2 separate regions of the Homo sapiens genome follow, and region 1 is linked to region 2. A link is a loop called in an ENCODE intact Hi-C map of the cell type or tissue named here. Cell type or tissue: MCF 10A. All regions are shown on one strand. Links, peaks and the distances in the headings refer to the core of each region. The heading gives the core; the rest is flanking DNA.

Evidence for each region. A loop is a pair of places that touch in the nucleus more often than their neighbours do. Peaks named below come from ENCODE experiments on the same cell type or tissue, not always from the same donor. Only the 100,000 strongest peaks of a DNase experiment are listed, where the experiment ranks them.
Region 1: a loop joins it to region 2, with 6 times the contacts of the local background. A loop is called at or near these places in 9 of 110 quality-filtered maps.

The regions. Positions count from the first base shown.
Region 1 is chr4:113,389,938-113,398,276 of GRCh38, reverse strand. It overlaps LOC105377374 (a long non-coding RNA gene), which reads left to right. Exons shown (of 5, transcript NR_199847.1): 4 at 7,456-7,575. Among named protein-coding and RNA genes, the nearest start is that of MIR8082, 240 kb to the right of the region's middle. In MCF 10A, for the core only: a CTCF peak has its summit at 3,375 (motif pointing left); a DNase peak (open chromatin) is centred at 3,376.
Region 2 is chr4:113,975,200-113,983,538 of GRCh38, reverse strand. ARSJ (arylsulfatase family member J) reads left to right here and starts at 3,892. Exons shown (of 2, transcript NM_024590.4): 1 at 3,892-5,102. The coding sequence starts at 4,705. It overlaps LOC107986305 (a long non-coding RNA gene), which reads right to left and starts at 3,726. Exons shown (of 2, transcript XR_001741794.2): 1 at 3,553-3,726; 2 at 2,011-3,169. LOC124900762 (a long non-coding RNA gene) reads left to right here. Exons shown (of 3, transcript XR_007058237.1): 3 at 2,575-2,644. In MCF 10A, for the core only: a CTCF peak has its summit at 4,109; a DNase peak (open chromatin) is centred at 3,818.

The DNA.
Region 1 (8,339 bases), core at 34-8,033, 590 kb after region 2:
CAGCAGCCAGCCCAAGGGGTCCAGAGAGCCAGAGGGAGAAGGAGAAGAGGATGGGTGAGGGGTGCTGGTCAAATCTCTCTCTCTTCTATACACACACACAAACACACACACACTCACATGGCAGTGAAGGCGACACCATGCCTCCGAATCCCTCTCACTTCATTTTTTTTTTTTTTTTTTAGACGGAGTCTTGCTCTGTTGCCAGGCTGGAGTATAGTGGCACAGTCTCAGCCCACTGCAACTTCTGCCTCCTGGGTTCAAGCGATTCTCCTACCTCAGCCTCCCCGTTAGCTGGGACTACAGGCCGTGCCACCACGCCCAGCTAATTTTTGTATTTTTAGTAGAGACGGGGTTTCACCATGTTGCCCAGGATGGTCTCGATCTCCTGACCTCGTGATCCTGCCACCTCAGCCTCCCAAAGTGCTGGGATGACAGGCATGAACCACCGTGCCCGGCCCACTTCATTTTTTGAAAACGTTTCTCCTTTGCAAAATAACATTCACCTCACATATAGTAACACTCATTTAAAAATTTCAACTGTGTGTAAAGCCCAGGTATAAACACATTTCTGAATACCAGTTACAGCTTATATTAATAAACCCTGTCCTTGGTAAAAAGCATTCTGTTTTCCAATAATCTTATTTTCAAGAAGTTTCATCTTAATAACAGCACCAGGCTTTTAACTTTCTTTTCAGGGTTGGTCAGGGCCTTCTTCTTAGACCACACTGAAGCTTCTGTGCCTCCCATCTGAACCCCTTAAATCCATTCCACCCAGGGCTTTGCTGAGCACATTTCTGCTGTGGTTGTACATGGTCAAACACATAACATCCAAACTCCACAGCTTGGCATTCAAGAATTTCCGTAATTTAAGTTTTAAAAAAAATCTTTCAGATTTACCCAAAACTAGATCATTCGCCAAAACTAACTTCCTCCAGCAGCAAGACTTCCCTGAATGTGCCTTACGTGCTCCCTCCTCCCTGGTTTTGCTCACGCAGTTTCTCATTTCTCCAGGCTCTCCCCACTGTCCAGGAATGTTAGTTGAAAATCCTGGCATGAATGGAGAGAGAAATGGAATGTACTTCAGGGAAATACCGAATTCTACTGAAGGTTATTTCAGTTTAGGCTAGAAAAAGTTTAAGCATATTTTTTAGGCAAAGAGGAAGAAATTTATGTTTTAGAGAGATAAAAGGATTAAGAGGAGGTGGGATGAGATGCTATTAAAAACATAGGTCAAGGAGACATTTCTAAATGTAGAAAATTATGAGGGTTAAAGTATTTTGAGCATTGATGCCATATATCCTGGTGAATAGAAGGGCATCCATTTTAGTAAGACATTTTACAAAAAAAGCACCAAAGGTTGGAGGCAGATCCAAAGACTGGTTTGCAACCAGACAAAAGCCAGCAGAGCTGACTCTAGAGGGGTCAATGATTAACCCTCAGGCATAATATTAGCCTGAATCCCGAGCACCTGCGAAAAGAAGCAGTTTTAGCATCAGCAAGAATGTTTTCAATCCAGTGACTCCCTGGTGTATACAAGGTGTTTCTGCGTAAAAGTTATGTGACTCTAACTTTAATTATTTCTTCAAAAATTGATAAGTAGGCCGGGGATGGTAGTTCACAGATTGCTTGAGCCCAGGAGTTCAAGGCCAACTGAAACTCCATCTCTACAAAAAAAAAAAAAAAAAAAAAAGCCAAGAACGGTGGTGCATGCCTGTAGTTTCAGCTACTCAGGAGGCTGAGTGAGGTAGAAGGATCACTTAAGCCCAGGATGTCGAGGCTGCAGTGATTATGCCACTGCACTCCAGCCTGGGCAACAGAGCGAGACCCCGTCTCAAAAAGAAAAATCAATAAATAGCTACTTCTCTACTTTCACACGAGTTGTTAATGCCTCCAGTAGATATCAGGACTCAACCACACAGTATTGGTTTTGACAATCCTACGCCTCTGCAATTAAGATCTAATTCTGGCTCTCAAAATTACCTGTCTGTACCTAAAGATGGTTAATACAGTTTTCAGCATCCAACAGTACCTGGGAAAAATGACTTAAAAGATAACAAAAGAATTGTCATTGCAAACAGTTAAATGAACCCAGTCAGAGAATTATTTGAAGTTATCCAAAACCATTAAGGTCATTGGCAAGAAAAAGAAATAATCTATGTAAAACGCAGACTTGTTAAAAGTCCTCATAGCAAAGGTTTGGAAAGTCTGCATTCACACCTTCATGTACCCTTTCAGTAAATAATTATTATCTACTATATTCCAAGTACTATGCTATACCTTAGAGTACAAAGATGAAAACAGAGAAAGGATCTGACATAAAAGAGCTGAATTCTGGTTGGGAAAACAACAAAGTGAATATACTACAGTGAGATTGTCGCTGAAGTAGAGAGACGCAAGAAAGAGCACCTTAGACGACCTTGTAGAGACAAGAAAACCTGTGGGGAGACCATACTTGGGGTGTTTCTTGGAAGAGCTTCTCACGGGTTGGGGAAGAAACATTTCAGGGAGCAGGTGTGAGAACTGCAGTGGAGCAGGAGGCAGCTGCGGAGGGCACACTGCCTGAGGCTACACTCACCGCTGGTGGGGTTTGAGAGGTGGATGTTGGGGAAGGGGGCTGATGGAGATTAGCCCAGAGATCAACAGTGGTTGTAAATTATTATTTGCTTTTACGGTAAGTAAATATTACTTAAGTAACAAGGTATAGGATGTAATTATGTGATTCTGTACCCCAAAACGCTCACAAGAAAGTCATTTTCTGTAAGGGAAAAACTGTGAATCGCCAGCCAGATGCAATTATTACCATTTTCTTAGACATTTTATTGCCTTTCATCGCACTAATAGTTCCTAGTGTAATGGAGCTGTTACAAATGTGACCCTACCATTCTGGACCTATCTTTCTAACCGTGAGAGCTTGGACAAGTTACTCTACGTCTGTGTACATCACCAACCTCATCTGCAAAGTGGACACCAGAACCGCACTTACCTCAACAGGAGTGTTTTGTAAATGACAATGCCAGCAAAGTGCTTAGAGCAATATTTGGCTCATAAGAGGCTCTCAAGAACCGTTAGCGATGTTTGAAAGAAGGAATAATATCTAAACACATTTGAACTTAGTTTTTGTTTGTTTGATGGTTGAACTTTAATACAGTTTAACTTAATGGGCACTATGAGAATACAACTATGTGTTAAAATCGAGGCCTGTTAGAGCTGGCAAAGGTTTTAGAGTCAGCCAGTCCACAAGTCTCTCCACATTTTACAGGTGAAACTGTGATCTAGAAAAGTTCAGCAATGTTTCCAGTTACAAAGCTAAGGAGCTCGGAAAGTTCCAGTCTAGTGTGGAAGCCACTCCTAAGGCAAATGACTGATTGTCTGCTGCCCTCTAGTGGCTAGTTTGGGAAATTATCTTCTATACGGTAAGAAATGACACAGTACCACAAGAGCCGTTTATTTGCAGAAGGCTCACCAGGCAGGTTACAAAGTCTGCATGTGTTGTCTCTATAATGCAGTGTAAGTCAAAACTACTGGATGTTTTTATTATTTATATTTACAAGTAACTGCATTTTTTTCATACAAATCATGTAAGGTATTGCTCTTTTTGAGTATTTACAGCTTTCCTATGTTTAACTCACCTCTCCAATTATTTAAAACCAAAGTGTTGTTTATATATTAACAACATTTCACTGCCAGTATCTATTTCTGTTGTATTTGATTATTTATAACTAGATCATCTACCCTTCCTTTAAATAGCATATGATTAAAGAGAAGATAAAGAAGAAAGACAAACAAAGAAGAAATGAAGGAAGGAGGGAAAGAGGAAGAAAGGAAAGGGGGGAAGGAAGGAAGGAGGGAAGAAAGGAAGGAAGGAAGGAAAGAAGGAAGGAAGGAAAGAAGGAAGGAAGGAAGGAAGGAGGAGAGGGAGGGAGGGAGGGAGGAAGGAAGGGGCAAGAAAGAAACTACATAGTACTTGATGAGTCTCCCTTTTTATAGAGACCTGGAGAACAACTATGAATAAATCCACATGTTTACACATAAATTACATTTTACACAAATGTGAGTACGTGCTCTGCCGCCTCCTCTGGACCTTACTTACTCATATAAGATATATCTTTTTTTTTTTTTTTTTTTTTTTTTTAGACTCTCTGTTGCCCAGGCTGGAGTGCAGTGGTACGATCTCAGTTCACTGCAAGCCTCAGCCTCCCAAGTAGCTGGGATTACAGGCATGCACCATCACGCCCAGCTAATTTTTATATTTTTAGTAGAGACAGGGTTCCACCATGTTGGCAAGGCTGGTCTTGAACTCCTAAGCTCAAGTGATCTGCCCTCCTCGGCCTCCCAAAGTGCTGCAATTACAGGCGTGAGTCACCACGCTCGGGCCAAGACATATCTTGAAGATAACAGCTATACATGTTCCATTATGCATCCTGTTATAGATATAAAATTTGAATATTTTTACTATGATTTTTTAAAAGGTACAATATCTTCCTTTTGCATGGAGATGATCAATAAATTCCTTATAGTAGAATTGTTGAATCAAAGGAGTTTCTAAATGTTTAATTCTGAAAGGTGTTGTCTTCGTGCATTATTTTTCATTCCCACTGGCCTATGAGTGCCCCGTTTTCCCACTCTTGGGCGACCACTTGGTCTTATAAAAGTTGTAATTATTTCGAAATTGATGGGTTAAAAAGTTGCATCTTAATGTTTTGATTTATGATTTCTTTCATTATCGATGAGACCAGGATATTTTCCCAGGTAAACAAGTCATTTGAATGTTTTTGTGTGCCTATGTGAACAGCTTGTTCATATTTTTTGCTTTTTTTTCTGTTAAATTGTTGGCATATGAGACTTTTTTGGACAGTAAATTTATGCTTTTCCATTTATCTTTTAATTTAGCTTATAATATTCTTTCTGCATGGAAAGTTAAAATATTTATATGGTCAAATGTATTATTTTTTTCCACCATGATTTTTTTCTTGCCTACAAAGATCTTCCTAACCAAAGGTAATAAACCGTTTGCCTAAGCTTTCTTTTATTACTTTTACGGGTTCTTTAAAAAAAATTTACATGTAAATAATTGAGCTATCTATAAGGGATTTTGGTGAAGGTAACGCATAGGCATTCAGCTTTGTTTCCTGCCCCGAATTAGCAGCCATTTGACCTAACACTATAGTGTCTAGGCTTCATTTGAAATGCTGTATTTATTATGTGCCAAATTTCCATTGATTCCCCATCCTATTTCATTGCTCTCGCTGTCTCTTGCTACTCTAGTACTAAACTGTTTTACAAACAGTGGCTTAAAATATATTTTAATATCCGGTAGGTCTACTGAGTCAGGTGACAACATTCCTTTTTTTCTTACCCATAGAATCTTCTTGATTAATTCACATTCTTGTTTTTTCTTCCTATCAACTCAAATTAAAATCCTATAAGCAATTTTATGGTGATCTTATTAAATTAAGAAATAAATTAAGAAGGAATTGATGTATTTAAATTGTTATATGCCTATATATATATAAGTTAGTGCAAGTCCCTCCATTTATGGAAGTAAAAACTTGAAACATTTTAAAATAGGCTCTTTCTAAATGTATAACTAGGCATTTATTCTCTATTGTAAATGATATATAAAATTCCCTTCATTTTTATTTTTAATTTGGAGGGGTCTGTGTGTGTGTGTGTGTGTGCGTGTGTGTGTGTGTGTGTGTGTGTGTGTTAAGGAAAGTTAGACATATTCTATGATGAGTTGAAAAGAGTGACCAAATGGTTGACAGTAATTTTTCTTTCAGTTGGTTCCTTTTGGCTTTCCTGATTCACAAACATCGTTTGCATATTGACAATGTTTACCTATTCTTTTTTTTATTTTTATACTGTATTTCTTGTTTTTTGTCCATTGTATTGAATTGAGTAATACTTCCTTTTTAATATTATGCCTTTAATACTTTGCCTTTAATGTTATGCCACTAAGGACATAGGGGACTTTATTGTCTTATTCTCAGTTTTAAAGCAGAAATGCTCCCAGTGTTCATCTTCAAACAAGATGAATTTTGGTGTGAGGAGCATGTGTCCCCTTCTTAGTTCCCGTAATTAAATTAAAAAAAAAGTTACAAGATAAAAAGGCATGAAGTAAAAGGTATTCCTGATGAAGCACAAATTCTAGTTAAAATCAAAATCAATTGTGAACTACATCTTAAAAGTAAATTCTTTCTAACTGTATTATGTGACAATAGAATCTTCAATTTGCTTTCTCTTTGTGTTTCTTAATAAATGTATGAGGATTTTGACCTTTTTACAAGAAAGAATTCATAAATACTCCCTAACTGATATCACCTTGTAAGCAGATGAGCTAACAATTTAGATACCAATTTTAAAAGGAATGATAGGCCAGGTGTGTGTCTAACACCTGTAATCTCAGCACTTTGGGAGGCTGAGGCAGGTGGATCACTTGAGTCCAGGAGTTTGAGACCAGCCTGGGTGACACGGTAAAACCCCATCTTTATTAAAAAAAAAACCACAATAAAAATGAATGGTTTAATTGGTGATGCTGAGGGCCAGCACAAGGCAGGCAAGAGGAGAGATGTGGTTGTGTTGGGTGAGAAATCAGAGATAAGGTTTTTTCTGTTGTTGCAAATTATTGCAAAAGCTACGCTAAAATGATTGTAACTTAAGTGCTCTTAACAAAGGATTATTTGATCATTTGTAAAGGAAATGCAATTCATACATACACATACACATACATAATTTGATTGCCTTCAGGAAGAATACATCCCTTCCTACTTTCTTAAAAGGACATGAAATGGATGCTAAATTTCACCAAATGCCTCTTGGCCAACTATGGAAACATTGGTATGTGGTTGTTTCTCCTTTAATCTTCCAATATGAGGAATTTCATTAACAGCTATTACTAATGAACTATTTTTGCTTGGAACGAAACCATTTGTTTATAGTTTGTTTTTAAAATGCATTGTCAATTATATTATATTTTATTTGTAATTTTTGTAAAGAGATTCCTTAGTGAAATTGGTCTAAGAATTTTTGTTGTGTTATTTTGAGGTTCTTTTGATGTAATTTGCCCAGTTTGGGTACCAATGATATACTTGCTGTCTTAAAACAAGATAAACTAGGAATTTTTCTCCTGGGAGTCTCTGGTGGTTTCAGTATTAAAATTATCTGTGTATTGAGAGTTTAAGAGAATCCATCTGTGACAGCACCTAGATCTCATTCTTTCTTGTGGGGTTAAATATTTGCTGACTCAAATTATTTTATGGTTATTGGGGTTTACCTTTATTATCTCTTCTGTGGTAGATTTTATTAATTATCTTTTAAAAATCATCTCTCTTATTGGAGTTTTTATATTTACTTACAAAAAATAAGGTAACATTTTCTTACTATTATCTATTATTTCCTCTCTAATTATCTCCCCCCCCTTTTTTTGTTTTTGTTTGTTTGTTTGTTCTGAGACAGTCTTGCTCTGTCACCCAGGCTGGATGGAGTGCAGTGGTATGATCATAGCTAACTGCAGCCTCAATTTCCTGGGCTCAAGCAATCCTCCTGCCCCAGCCTTCCAGGTAGCTGGGAACACAGGTACGCATCCCCATATTTCATTAATTTTTAAATTTTTTTGTAGAGACGGAATTTCACCACATTGCCCAGGCTGGTCTAGAACTTCTGGGCTCAAGCAGTCCTCCCACTTTGGCCTCCCAGAGTGCTGGGATTACAGGCATGAGCCACAGCACTCAGCCTCCATTCTCTTTTTTATCATTGCATATTTCTACTTTCTCTTTTACCTCTTGATGATGTTACTAGCCATTATCAATATTATTATTTCAAAAGGTAACTCTTAGATATATTTTGCATTTTCACATTTTTATTTCCTACATTAAAACCTTCATAAATTGAAGGTTTCTATTTATCTCAATATATATAATATGTGGCATGTTCTCTTAAGTTTGCCATAGGCCAGCCCCTCTCCTGATTTTCTATGTTCAGACAATTCACATATTATTTTCCTGTCTGGCTACTCTCAGCACAGGAATTAGAACCCTAGTTTGAAGCTTTTAGTTTTCTTCTGACCTCTGTTTAGCCATATCTCATAGTTTCTAATATGTTTACTGTTCAGCATTTTTTGAAGCCACACTGCAGGAAGATTGAGTAATGAAAAACTAGGAAAGCATATGTAGAAAAAAAGGCAAAGGAAAAGAGAGAGAGAAAGAGAGCATTAGTTAGGTGTAAAGACAGGATTCAGGGATAAATCTATTTTTCTCATAAGCTGTGCTCACAGGCTGGGAGAGAAAGCCATCATCAGTGAGCACACCATGACAGAGCAAGGCCGCAGGAGATGGGGAGGG
Region 2 (8,339 bases), core at 94-8,093:
CATTCTCCCAATTTAACCTACTCATTCTTTTCTATTATCCAATTAAACAAGGTCCTATCTTGGGTCCCTTATTCTTTTGTCCCTTTTGCCCCCCTCTTAGTTGATTAAATCTAAGTTTTTAATAAATGCTCTTCTCCCATCAGGTAACAAAACCAAAGCATAGTTTTTTAACCTAAGGAATATTTTGCTGTACAGTTTTTACACACCGTGGCAATTGTGTGATTCTAGTCTTTACTCCCTCAAGTCTCTCCCTGAAAATGTCCTGGGAATTCTTTTCCTATATTTTTCATCATGTCTTACTCTAATCAAGAAAAAAAAAAACCCAATAAGAAGTCAACAGGTTCAGTACTCTCAGAGTAAAGTTACAACTCTTCAAATTTTGATGGACTGAAGCAGCTCATTTGTAACTTCTATCCCTATAAATCCATCCCAGAAATCACCTCACTAAAATAGTTTGTCATGTTATGTTCTACTCAAAGGATTTCATTCCTCCTAATGACCTCAGAATCAAGTTCCAGCTCTTCATACTTTTTCAAAGTCCCTCATATCTGGTGTCACCTGAATTTCCTAACATTGTTTCCCATAATCTTCCAATCCAAACATGTGTTCAGCAAACTGGCTTTCTCTTTTCTTTAATTTGAAATATCCTTCCTTTAACTTTCTCTCCTCCTTCCTAAATTTTTATCATACTTTAAGGCATAGCTTCACCTCACCTCCTGATTAACCCTTACTTGAATACTCAGTCCATACAGATTTCATTTCTAGGCAATTCTATTTTTCTTTCCTTTTTTTTCTGAATCAAATAACAGCTTAAATTTTTATATAACCATTCCACAACTACAGTTTATGTGTAATATAAGCATATTCAAGCTGAAATAAGCCTAAGGGCAGCTGATGCCTGAATACTAAAATGCTGATTCTAAAATCAGGAAAGATCTAGTAAGTTACAGAGGGTCTTTAACTGGACACTTCATGAGAACACTAAAACTGTTGCTTACAGCGCATGAAACCCAAACCTATAATGAGAAATGCAAAGCATATGTACTTATAATACCAGTATATAAACTATAAAGCTTAGGGTGTTCAATAGACTCTGATGTCATTCCCCGTGTCTTCCTCAGGGATGTGAAATAAGTCCTACCTACTGTGGGTAGGGCACTCAGCTGACTTTGATTTTCCTCTTTGAGTCACATCTCATTTGGTCTACTGTGGCATGGCCATTCTTGTTTCTCGGCTCTTATTACTAATTGTTAGTAGTTCTTAGTCTTTCTTAGGGTTAGTGCTGTTTAATCCAGAAATGACCTTTTAGGGCCTGAATTCAGTCCTTCTATCCTGAGCGTAGAGTGTCTGCATGCCTCATGTGGGGATTAGAATTCTAACTCTGGCAGCTGTGTTGTCTCTGTGCTATGTGGCTGGCAAAGACTTTAAAGCCCATTTGTAGGAAGAATATCTTTTGTAAACCATCAGCTTTGAAGTCAGATTTCTAAGTCTAAATTTTCTATAGAAAGCCAACGGCAAACAAAATAACATGCCCTCAGTTTAAATATCACTCCCCTGAACCACCTCACCCAGTAATTGTACCCAGTCTAAATCGTTTTTTGTTTTAAAATTTCTTTGAAAATGTTCCTTTTTTCAGAACATTTGTATAGTAAGTAATACAGTAAGTAACTATTGGAGTTGTAGGGTGATTCATTGATGAATGTATTTCTTCTTCACTCTGGTGTATATTCCAACAGAGCAGAGACTGATTTATTGCATCATTACCTTCCTGTCCTCTAGCATTGGCCCAGCTCCCCAAATACTTGTTGAGTGGAAGAATACCTCATAAGGTTGATATAGATGGAAAAGAAATAAACTGTATATAGCACTATATAAACAAACATACCCAGTCAGTCCTCTGTATTCGCAGGGTCTACATTATGGGACTCAACCAACTATACACTGGAAACATTCAAGGAAAGAAGAAAAAAAAATAACAATACAACAATAAAAATAATACAGTCCAACAACTATTTTCATAGCATTTACATTGTATTAGGTATCATAAGTAATATAGAGATGTTTTAAAGCATAGAAGATACATTAATATGTAGGTTTTATACACATAGTGCACCATTTTACATAAGGGACTTGAACATCCATGAATTTTGGTATCCCTCAGGGTTCTGAAACTAATCCCTGATAGATGCGACTGTATATGTGTGTATGTATCAGTATATAGAATACTATGGTTAGCACATGGTAAGTATTCCATACATTTTGATTGTTTTTTATTATTATTGCTTGGAACCTCAACTGAAAATGTGTCTCCTTCTTGCACAGAACATGGATACTTCTTGTGCTATGTCACAAGAAGTCACTATCTCCCCAAATAAAAGGCTAGATTGACCAGAATGTTTGCATCTTTCCCATTCAAGCACCTGGCTAGGCCCATTAAGCCTAGGGCCCTACCTCTCAATGCTTTTCAATCCCCTGACACTCAGTACTCTCATTACATATTTGGTGACTTAATTTACAGAATTGCTAAACTCACATTTCTGAACATGGCTTCTAAAACTGACTATCTCTCCCCAGCTTAGCCAGAAGGGCTGCAAGGAAGAACAGAGACCAGAAGGCCTACAGCAGCTAGCAAGGTTAACTTCATGGAGCACCATCGTGCCTTTCAAAGTTCCCATTTCACAAAGTTTTGCCTGGGAACTCAGCAGGAACTTTAGCAACAGGAGAGAATTAGAAATAAATGGCTAAATGAAACCTAGATTTATGTTTCAGTCAATTGAGAGAATCTGACATGTTATGTGCCAGCCCACAGTAGGTATTCAGTAAGTAACTGTTGAATAAATTTGGTGGTAGAAAAAAATATCTCAGTGGCTCTTGGCATTCATTGCCTCTTCTATAGAGACTATACTATACATCCCTCTGCTGCCTTTGAGCAGGACTTTAAAACTCTATGACTCTAGTAAAATCAAGAGTATTTTCACAACCAAGATAAGTTTTTACAATGGTTTTCCTCCACATGGTAAAAAAGAAAGAAGGAAAAAAAATGATGAAGCTCCCTGAATTACTGGATGGGAAACACTGGCTTCTTTAATGCAGGAATGCAGACTGGCTTCGGGGTTCTTGAAGGAGAAATGCATAACTCTTCCTCTCCAGGCTTTTGGCTGGAGACACCCTGTGGGTAAGTTAGGGGAGAGGTAAGAGGGAGCGGGCAATTCCAGTATTTTCACATAGGGAAAGGGTAACGAAGAATCAGGCTGTAAAAGCCAGCTATTGGGAGAGGAAATAAAACTTAAAAATTTGTCATCGTTACTGAAAAAAAAAAAAAAAAAGGTAGGGACAAAAGGAATAGGAAAATGATGGGGGTGGGGGGACTAGTAAAGGAAAACCTGCAAAGGAAGTTGGAAAGAGGAAAGAGTGTCATACGCATTTTGTTTTTATTCCTGCTCCTTCTCTCTCACTCCCTCCAGAAGCTAGAAAAAGTTTGCAAGCGCAACTTTAGGGATGGGAGACGGGGCTCTTCACCAACAGCCCCACGAAAAGAAGTGCCCGCTTTACCCTTCCCCATTCGCGCCGCCGTCCTTTCCCTCTAGCGGGGTGATGGGCAGGAGGCGACACTCTTGGGACGCGGTAGCCCAGGCGGATCCCCCGGAATCCCGCTGGGCTGGAGCAGCACGCAGCTCTCTCTCTGGCAAAGCCTCCTCTGCCTTGGCCATCCACCTCCCGGAAAAGAAAAAGGAAAGATCGAGCCTCTAAACAGTCCTTTTCCCCCACCCCCTCTTCCCGGGGGAGCTCAGGAAGAAAGTACCGTTCTGTGATTCACTGGAGAGAAAAGAGGGAGGAGGCAAAAGAACTCGGAGTGCCAAAGCTAAATAAGTTAGCTGAGAAAACGCACGCAGTTTGCAGCGCCTGCGCCGGGTGCGCCAACTACGCAAAGACCAAGCGGGCTCCGCGCGGACCGGCCGCGGGGCTAGGGACCCGGCTTTGGCCTTCAGGCTCCCTAGCAGCGGGGAAAAGGAATTGCTGCCCGGAGTTTCTGCGGAGGTGGAGGGAGATCAGGAAACGGCTTCTTCCTCACTTCGCCGCCTGGTGAGTGTCGGGGAGATTGGCAAACGCCTAGGAAAGGACTGGGGAAAATAGCCCTGGGAAAGTGGAGAAGGTGATCAGGAGGCCGGTCCACTACGGCAGTTTATCTGTCTGATCAGAGCCAGACGCGACGCGTCCACTTCGCAGTTCTTTCCAGGTGTGGGGACCGCAGGACAGACGGCCGATCCCGCCGCCCTCCGTACCAGCACTCCCAGGAGAGTCAGCCTCGCTCCCCAACGTCGAGGGCGCTCTGGCCACGAAAAGTTCCTGTCCACTGTGATTCTCAATTCCTTGCTTGGTTTTTTTCTCCAGAGAACTTTTGGGTGGAGATATTAACTTTTTTCTTTTTTTTTTCCTTGGTGGAAGCTGCTCTAGGGAGGGGGGAGGAGGAGGAGAAAGTGAAATGTGCTGGAGAAGAGCGAGCCCTCCTTGTTCTTCCGGAGTCCCATCCATTAAGCCATCACTTCTGGAAGATTAAAGTTGTCGGACATGGTGACAGCTGAGAGGAGAGGAGGATTTCTTGCCAGGTGGAGAGTCTTCACCGTCTGTTGGGTGCATGTGTGCGCCCGCAGCGGCGCGGGGCGCGTGGTTCTCCGCGTGGAGTCTCACCTGGGACCTGAGTGAATGGCTCCCAGGGGCTGTGCGGGGCATCCGCCTCCGCCTTCTCCACAGGCCTGTGTCTGTCCTGGAAAGATGCTAGCAATGGGGGCGCTGGCAGGATTCTGGATCCTCTGCCTCCTCACTTATGGTTACCTGTCCTGGGGCCAGGCCTTAGAAGAGGAGGAAGAAGGGGCCTTACTAGCTCAAGCTGGAGAGAAACTAGAGCCCAGCACAACTTCCACCTCCCAGCCCCATCTCATTTTCATCCTAGCGGATGATCAGGGATTTAGAGATGTGGGTTACCACGGATCTGAGATTAAAACACCTACTCTTGACAAGCTCGCTGCCGAAGGAGTTAAACTGGAGAACTACTATGTCCAGCCTATTTGCACACCATCCAGGAGTCAGTTTATTACTGGAAAGTAAGTGTTCCTACTTCTTATATTTATTCCTTGGAGAAATCTTAAGCATTTAATGAAGATCCAGCTCCAAATTTAAGGGAGTAACAGAAAGTATGGGGAACAACTGAATGAATGAAGAATGAATGAATGATGTATGGTATTGGGGTACCGTGTTAAAATGGATACAATGTTAATGATCTTAATTTTCTAGTCACTAGTGTAGTCTAGTTTTCCTTTTTACAGAGCCAATTATAAGTTTCTAAATGAGATGAGAACGTATAAATACCCACAAACCAGAGATTTCCAGAAATGGTCTCCTGTTTCAAATCTATTCTACTTTTGAGCATGCTCAGATTTTGTTTCAGATGTCATACTAGAATTCACACTCACCATCACTGATAAGAAAGATCAAAAATTTTTTTTACTCTTGGTGCATTCTTAAATCTAGAATTATCAGAGAAAATGAACCAACGAAACAGATATAGAGTAATGTAAAATATGACCAGTTTATGTATGACTCTGCTTCGGTCTTTGATGGGTCATTTTCTCTTATGAGACCCCCTAATGAAGGCCATATTTAATTAGCAAAGCAGTTCTCAAAATGCAAGGAAATACAATGGTAAGTGCTCAAGAGGAGTCAAACTTCATCTGCAGTTTTCTGTTGCTCTTCACAGGTCTGGAATTTTCTGACTAACCAACAGAAATCAGACTATTTGGATGCTTAAGTAAAGTGCTTTTCATATTGTTGCTGCTTTGCTAAGTAGCTAAATCTTCTACTTAAATTGTTCAAACATTTTCATATTTTTACTCTATCCTATCAGAACACAGGCTACTGTAATTGATTTGGATGTACAAATTCAGCCTGTGGAACGAAGATAAACTAGGAAGGGCAGGGGTTAAGCTGGACAGAGGTAGAAGAAAATCCTTAGCCATTTCAATCTATGTCTTGTGATTTCAGTTGCAGGACAGGGAACCCTTGCTTCTGTGAAGTTGTTCTTGGAATTGGATCCTATAAAAGTAGCCAGTATCCATTGGAAAAATAAAGACTATTTTGTAAGAATCTCTGTCTCGCAGAGACTTTTGCTTACAGCATGATTTCCACTGCTTAGCAAACTGTCAGAACTTAGCATCATTGCCAGAAAAGAAAAAAATTATTGTCCTTCCCTCTCCTGAGAATGAGAAAAGTCTCACTGTACTTCAGGGTCATTTTAAAGGTTAACTGTGGCATCAGAAAATCAAGGGTATTTGATATTTATAAAGGAGTAGATTATTGGCTGGAAAATAACTAGTCCATCTGGTGGCCTAGAGGTCAAGTTCTTCATGTCTGATTCCAAACACCCTTATATATGGCTCATGAAATAAATGTCTCACAAAGCCTCACTGGACCTCTTCAACTAACTTATAGAATTTAGATTTACACAGATAGCCAACTGTGGTTGAAAATAAGTAACTGAACTATATGAATTTATTTTTCACAATAAAGCATATGTTCAAGGCTTTTCACCAAACAAGAAAATTTGTTCTTAAACATTATCTTGCACTGAAACAATATGTAGGTTTTATCTTTTAACCATTATGTTTACTTAATAAAATGAAAGAGAAACTAAGCTGGAAATATTTCCTAATTTTTCTCTTTGGTGAAAGATTAACGTCTCTGTAATTTCAATGCAATCAAACATCTGATGAGATTTCTTTTCTCATTAAAAATTTTTATTTAGTGCAACAGGTTGTATAACTTTTATAGACAAAAAGTACAAATAGCTACTGTGATTTGATTTAAATTTCTATTTGAATTAAACATTTGAATACTTTTTCACTTGCAATTTCTCCTTTTAGACAAATTGCTGGAACCTTCATTTAAATGAACACAGATGTAAGAAATAAAGCAGTTATGGAAGCCCAGTTCTGGACTCATTATTAACCCATTTATGCCTGAGGTTGCAATGTTTTGAATTTTTGCAATCAGCCCCTGGCAATGATCTTGGGCAGTAGTATATAAATTACTCCCACATGCTTAGAATTCCAATAATGGAACACTAGGCATAAATGAGTTAATAATGCAGGTCCCAGAGAATATGGTCATTTGTTCTCTCTATGAACACATGTCTATGCCTTGTGGATCTTCTAAATTAAAAAAGGAAGCCATAAAAAAAAACTGAAATGAACTAAACTATTTTAAGGGAAATAAAATGGGTTATGTGAAGTGTGACATGATTCAAATATCTTCACATGACAAAGAGTTTACATAATTGAAGCTGAAGTTACTTTTGATTCTATTAACAAAACAGCCCTCCCTTTATATTTTTCTGGAGTCAAAAATTAAAAATCCATTTTCTTTTACTACACGAATCTGTAACAAATTGCAGATTCCCTTAATAATTTACATCATACTAGTCTGGCAATATTGATTATCAGTCAGCCTGTCAATAAGCGTTCATGTGTACAGACCCCTGCATTGGAGCCATGAAGAAGAAACAAGAAGTGAGCCCTAATCTCTGGATAGTAGTTCTCAAGTTGTAGTGTGCAAAAAGAATCAGTCCAAATGCTAGTTAAAATGCAGATTTCAGGGCCCTTCAGCTTTGGTAGGTCCGGGGTTGAGTCTAGAAATCAATAGTGATTTAATGAGCATGTCAGGTTATTGTGATGATGACATCATCAAAAATAAATTAAGACTGTTAGTATTAAATGTTAGCGTCTGCTGAGCAGTCACTGTGTTCTGGGGTAATGAATTTTATATGCATTGTCTCATTTAATCCTTGCAACAACTTTAGATAGTTGCTCTTGTCATGCCCATTTTATATTGATGTGGCAACAGATTCTAAGAGGGGTAGTGATGTAGGGATTCTATGCACTGGGCTTTGAGAAACAGCATTCTAGGTGTTCACAGTTGTCCTGATGAGATAAAAGGTTGATTGGGAAAGTGACTGCCTGTGTTTGATTTATTTCAAAGTAATTTACTCACTTCTTTTTTTACAGTTTTGCAAATAAAGATATGGATTAAAAATATCATTTTTTTCTTAAAAGAGAATATAGTGAAGGCTTCATAAAGTGAATTATAAGTTTTGCAAAACCTAGACATGTTTTATGCAGACTTTAGAGGAGGAAAGGTTGACAATCTGAATTGAATTTGTATCTTTGATAGTAATTTTGTGTTTTTACTATTTTGTTACTCATTTATCCCACTTGAAATACCATGATGATCACTGTTAACAAATGTGAAGGAAACTCAAATAATGTTTATTTCTAATAGGATATTTG